Regions from separate parts of the Mus musculus genome. Here region 2 is linked to region 1. The links are chromatin loops, found by intact Hi-C in ENCODE. Cell type or tissue: left cerebral cortex. All regions are shown on one strand. Links, peaks and the distances in the headings refer to the core of each region. The heading gives the core; the rest is flanking DNA. Region 1 holds the start of Gm20324 (predicted gene, 20324). Region 2 overlaps Gm32620 (a long non-coding RNA gene).

Region 1 (2,901 bases), core at 98-2,597:
CAAACTCTTCTATAAGCCACCACTTTTCCGTGAGAATGAGGAAGAGAGACTCAGAGCCTCGCCTTCCCATCCCCTACCCGCGAGAAAGAGCTCCTTCGTGGACTCCGCGGGACCCTGCGCCCTGCCCTGCTCACCGCGGCGGGGGAGGGGAGAGCGCCCCACACAGGAAGTGCATCCTGCGCCCCTAGCTCGCGCCCCGCCGCCGGGTACCTGCTCTGGGCCGCCGGCAGGCGACAGGCAGCCGCATCCACATGGCCTCAGGTGTTCGCGCGGCTGCTCCGCCAGCCCCAGCCGGCCCCTCCCCGGCCCGCTCCAAGCCCGGCCCTTCACGGGTGCCTCGCCCCCAGCCCCCGGCCAAGAGGCCAGCAACGCCGGTCCCCGCGGGGCTGCCAAGAACGTGGACCCCTCAGCACCTCAGGCCGCAACGACCAGGTATCTCCGCCCGCAGCCCCAGAGCCTCCGGCCGCTCTGCCCTGACGCCGGTCCTGGCCGTTGACCCCTCGGCAGCCCACGCCGGTCCCCTCAGCCCGCTCCGCGACTCCCGAGGCTCAGCACTTGCAGGGCGGGCCGGGCCACGACCTGTGCTCCCAGCAGCCAGCCTGAGCGGCGCGGCCCGGTCCCGGCCCCTCGGGCTGCCCTTTCTCCTCAGGCCGGGCGGCGGTTACCTGCAGGAGCCCCCCGGCCCGTCCCTCGGCCTCCGCCGGCGCTGGGAGGGGAGGGGGCGGCGGCGCGGCGCGGGGTGGGGGTGGGGGTGCCTCCACCGCCTCCAGCGCGGACGCCCAGGCCGACGGCGGGGCGGGCCGGGGCCGCGGCCCCTAGAGGCTCGCTCCGGCCCGCGCGCTCGCTGGCTCACTCCCCGCTCCGGCGCGCCTCAGGGAGGGCTCCCCCGGCTGAGGCCGTGGCCGCCTCGCAGGGGCCGAAGGCGGCTCGGCTCCGGGTTTTTTCTCTCCATTCTCCCAACACACAGGAAATAACAGAGCGTCAGGTGACGGCGCGCAGCCAATGAGGCGGCTCCGGGCCCCGGCGCGCGGGCGGGCGGGAGGGCGCGCGGCGGGGCGGGGCGGGCGCAGGGGGCGGGGCCGGGGGCGGGGTGGCGCGCTGCCCACCCGCGTGTGGCAGCGTCGAGAGGCGCAGCAAGGAGACCCCCTACTCTGCGGTCCGGGACCACGCGCCCAGTGCTACCTCCAGCCCTCCGCTTAAGGCTACCTTGTGGGGTGCCCCAGAGCAACTTTCTGGGGAGTTAGTGGCACAGAACCTTCTACTGGGATTTCTGGAGTTCTCCCAGAGCCTCCAAATCCGAAGTCGCGCCTTTGGCAGCCCTTGAAGCCCGTGGCAATTTGTATAGTTACTTGAGCTGCCACCAGGGTGGCTCCCGCTTTCTTAACGTCCGCCGGGCCCAGGTGGGTAACATGGCCTGGTGTGTGCGGATGCACTCTCTGCCCATGGTGCCTACTGGGTGTTCCTGGATGAACAACAGTCTCTGACACTCAGTTTCCTCCGTTCTAAAAGCAAAGAAGCCAACCTACCTCACGTGTAAAATAGACTTCCACACCAGTAGTCTGCAGTGGTGCTGAGGTTCTGCACTCCTGGATGGTAGGCCCAGAACTGAAGTAAGAGATTTCCAGGGCCATGCCTCAGGCCCTAGCCAGCCTTCCCTTGTTCCTCAGATATCTTCACAGAGCAAAGGGCTAAATTTCTTTTTCCTCAAGAAAAATCTCATGTACAACCACCGTCTCATAGATCAGTGGTTCTCAACCTTCCTAATGCTTTGACCCATTAATATAGTTCATATTGTGGTGACCCTAACCATAAACTATGTCAATGCTACTTCATAACTGTAATTTTGCTACTGTTATGAATAGTAATCTCTGTTTTCTGACAGCCTCTCCTGTGAAAGGGTCATTCACTACCAAAGCTGTCCCGACGCCTAGGTTGGAACTGCTGCCTTAGATGGCAGTACCTACTGTGTGCCCACCCCTCTGCTATGCAAAATGAAGCTAATAAGGAGAGGGTGAGGTTGGACTATTTATACCCTGCTTTTGGCACACTCAGAGACCTCTCCACTTTGGACCTCACAGATGCAAGAGGAAGGAGAAGGTTTGAATTATGTGTCCCTAAAACTACTGATTCTAAACTAAGCCTGCATCCAGCCTAGATGTTGGGGAGTCTGTGGCTTCCCCTCTAAAGCAACCCAACTTGAGAGGAAACTGGAATCCAAACATGCTTTGGGTGTAAGGTGAGATGCTGACAGGAGTCAGTTGTGGTTGGTCTGGGGACCAGATTTCATATATTTGGGATCTACAGATCCCTGTGGCCTGGCTTTTACCCTTTCACCTTTCATTCTATCCAGCCAGAGTACTTCACTCTCCCTAGCCTCAGGCCACCCACAGAGGGTCTGGTGATTCCAGGCACAGCTAGGGATCCTGGTTCTAGGGACCCTATCAGGAGGATGTGGTGGAGAAGGTAATGATTTCTCCCAGCCCACCTCATCAAGTAGGGGCTAGTCCAACGCAGGTCTGGCTGTTCCCGGAGATTTGACTCCCCCACACCTCTTTGACAACAGGCAAAGTGCCAAGCCCTTCCGGAGCAAAGCGGCAAAGCTGAATAGACCGCCAGGCCCTGCCCTCTAGCTGTTCCCATTGTTCTGTTTCTTTCAAACTCTCAGCCACTAAGGCTTTTAAGAGACCACAGCCTGGCTACTGCTAGTGTCAAGACTGCCATGAGAAAGGTGGGAGGAACTGGAAACCTCTAAAGTTTTCTGCACCAAGGGGCGTGGGAGGGAGGAGAATGTAGATGTGCCTTCTTGGTGACTCAGTGTTGAAGGCATCCCCAGCCAGTTCATAAAGGGACACCATTTCCTCATTCTCCCTTCTTCCTAGGTCTCACTTTGCCTCACGGGGA
Region 2 (2,901 bases), core at 203-2,702, 140 kb after region 1:
CGGTCAGTGCTCTTAACCACTGAGCCATCTCTCCAGCCCCCAAAGTCAATCTTTTCCCCTCAGAGTGCCCCAGAAAGGGAGCTTGGACCCAGCCACTGCTGCCTGGCCTGGGCTTGGAGGTTTCTCTTGCAGACACAGAGGTACTAGGACGAGAGGATCAGACCCCTGACCCAGCTTCATGTCACCTCTTCCTTCCCAAGACTCCAGCTCCCAGAGAGACCTATCAGCAAGGAGATCCGGGCTGAGAGTGGCCACTCTGCTCTGACCACTCTGTTCAGGGTGTCAGGGTGTCTAGGGTGTCAGAGGTACACTCCTCTGTCCTGTACCTCACGCGTCCAACAGTGGCAATGGAAAGTTCCCATCCTGGGGACACTGGGCTCACATTTGGGAAGGATGCTCTCCCACCCTGTGTAGCTGACCTGCAGGCACCGGGCCGATGCGTTTGATCATTTGATCAGATCCTCACCAAAACAGGGCAAGAGAGCTGACCGTGACCCCAGGATAAACCATACAATCCCGAGCCGACCCTCGGTGAGCCACCTCCTTACCTAGGAGGGAATGAACTCCGCCATTGGAGGCAGGCAAACCCATCTGGAGCCCATCACCCTGCATGCTGATGGGAGGTTTCTGCCCTGGCAAGAAGCCCAGGCTGGCCCATCTCCAAATCTCACCTCGGTTCAGGCTGCCCTATATCTTTGGCTGTTCCTTCCATTTGAGACCTAGTTTTAAAGGCTTTTCATCTACGTGCTACTTCCATTCTCACAGAAACATTGTGTGGGAGGAGTTATCATTGCCCCTAATTTACAGATTAGAAAACTGAACTCAAGTTCCACCGCAAGGACGAAGGCAGATAGGAACTTGGGCTCCTGGCTCTTTGGCCCCTGTGTGTTCTTGCATCCTGCAGTCCCCCTGGTTTTCCCACCAAAACACCTATCCTAACTCTCATATAGTAAGAAAAATAGAACAAATGACTTGTTTGGAGGTGGTAACAGACAGTCTAGGACAAGCACCTAGGGTTCGCATGTTAAATACATACACGTAACATGTGGAGAAATAATGAAAGACAAAGGTAACTCCCATTTTCAACATTTCTTCCATGTAACAGCATGCACCCTGTGGGGCTCTTTGGATGGCTTTGTCACTGGAAGAAACAAGCACCACCCAGGAAGCTAATTGCTGGAGGTCCCGAGGAGTAGCTGTCAACCTACTGAGTCTTCTACCTTGGGATTTCTCTTCTGACCATGATGGACAGCCCCAGAACTGTTCTGTGCTGATGGCGCCACCTGGTGGCTGGCGTGGGAATGCCCTCAAAGGAGACTCCCGTGTCCCTTGGCGCTCTAAGGAACCTGGGCCATTCAGAGGCCAACACCTTGCCAAGTTAGACCCAGACATGAATGGCAGCAGGGTGGAGTAGTAGAATAGAGGTCAGGGTCAGGCAGTACACAATGTGCCAGGAAGACTGTGGAACCGAGAGCAGGGCCCCAGCGTGCCTCTTGGAGGCACTTCAGCCCTTCCTGGGGGCAGGAGAACAATTCACTTCTTCCAGACAGCTGCTTCTGCTGGAAGCACTTTCTAGTCTTTTCTAGAGCCTCCTTCCCAGCTGCTTACTGGCCGCCAGGCAAACCCCTCCCATCTTCTGCAGGCACAACTGGGGACTTTCCAGGGGCAGTCTCAGCCAATTAAGGAAACAATTAGCCTCCCCTGAGGCAAATTCATGCTTTGTCACCCACAGCACTCTGGTTCTGTGGGACTTGTGGGCACAAGATGTGTGTGTGTGTGTGTGTGTGTGTGTGTGTGTGTGTGTGTGTGTGTATCCCACCTTGAAGCTGTTTGGTGAAAGATTTAAAGAGACAGAGGTGAAATCACTTGACAAAAATAAGTCATAACAGAGACAAGTGTTAGCTGGCTGCACACCTGTGAGCCCAGTACTTGAGAGGTGGAGACAGGAGGATCAAGAGTTCAAGGCCTGTGGTGGTGGTGGTGGTGGTGGTGGTGGTATATGCCTTTAATCCCAGAGGCAGAGGCAGGTGCATCTCCATGAGTTTGAGGCCAGCCTGATCTACAAATCGAATTCCAGGAAAGCCAGGGCTGGAACAGAGAAAGACGTGTCTGGGGTGGGAGTGGGGGAATTAAACAAAGAAAAAAGAGTTCAAGACCCACTTAGGCCACATGGGCCCCCCTCCCTGTCTCTTCTGCAGGCAGCTGGTTCCTTGTTTCCGGTCCCTAGATGGGAGGGCACTGAGGAGTTGCTTCTAACAAGGATTCCTCAAGAAGACATGAAGGCTACAGACCTGAGTGGTCTATGCTGTCTGATGAAGGGCTGTAGGATGGGAAGGTGGCAGGGGAGTTTTCGGGAACAAGAGGTGGGACAGGAAAGGGAGGCCATGCAGGAACTTCCTCCACCTGCCAGGGCAGCTGAAGGTTATTGCAAGGGGTGGAGTTCAGGAAGCTGGGCAGCTACAGGAGGTCTCTTAGGACTGTCCCCGGACTTAGCCTCATTCCTTAGGAAAGTTCTGTCTCCTCTGCTACCCTCCCCTCCTCTCCACTTCCCTTTTTCCTTTTCCCTATGGCTGGGGCAGCCTCTCTCCCAGGGCTGCAGAGAGTGTGTCTAACCTACACATCTGTCTCACCCTCAGAAACCTCAAATCCAAAGCCAGCAAAGAATGTAGGCCCAACTGTTTTCAGGGATTCCTTCAGTGACCCTCAGGGAATTCTGGGTCACTCAATGTGGGGTACTATCCTAGGTAGGTATTGTTCTGGCTGCCTGCCAGGGAGGGCAGAGCCTAACACCTGCTCACCTAAGTCGAAACTCCCTAGGAACCCAGCAGGAAACAGCTCAAACAAGGTCCGAACCATGGCGTCGTCCCCAGGCCAAGGTCAAGGCATGACTAAGGCTCTTCA

What was found. Hi-C counts contacts between places; a loop is a spot of excess contacts. Peaks named below come from ENCODE experiments on the same cell type or tissue, not always from the same donor. Only the 100,000 strongest peaks of a DNase experiment are listed, where the experiment ranks them.
Region 2: a loop joins it to region 1, with 3 times the contacts of the local background. A loop is called at or near these places in 14 of 42 quality-filtered maps.

What each region holds. Positions count from the first base shown.
Region 1 is chr15:82,898,837-82,901,737 of GRCm38, forward strand. The region is part of intron 1 of Tcf20 (transcription factor 20); the gene reads right to left. Gm20324 (predicted gene, 20324) reads left to right here and starts at 244. Exons shown (of 4, transcript NR_045068.1): 1 at 244-432; 2 at 1,883-2,236; 3 at 2,880-2,901. In left cerebral cortex, for the core only: CTCF peaks have their summits at 187 and 1,393; DNase peaks (open chromatin) are centred at 960 and 1,299; H3K4me3 peaks cover 1,395 bases; H3K27ac peaks cover 1,105 bases.
Region 2 is chr15:83,036,618-83,039,518 of GRCm38, forward strand. Gm32620 (a long non-coding RNA gene) reads left to right here. Exons shown (of 3, transcript XR_384275.3): 3 at 1,106-1,973. Among named protein-coding and RNA genes, the nearest start is that of Nfam1, 4.7 kb to the left of the region's middle. In left cerebral cortex, for the core only: a CTCF peak has its summit at 1,296 (motif pointing left); DNase peaks (open chromatin) are centred at 645 and 1,291.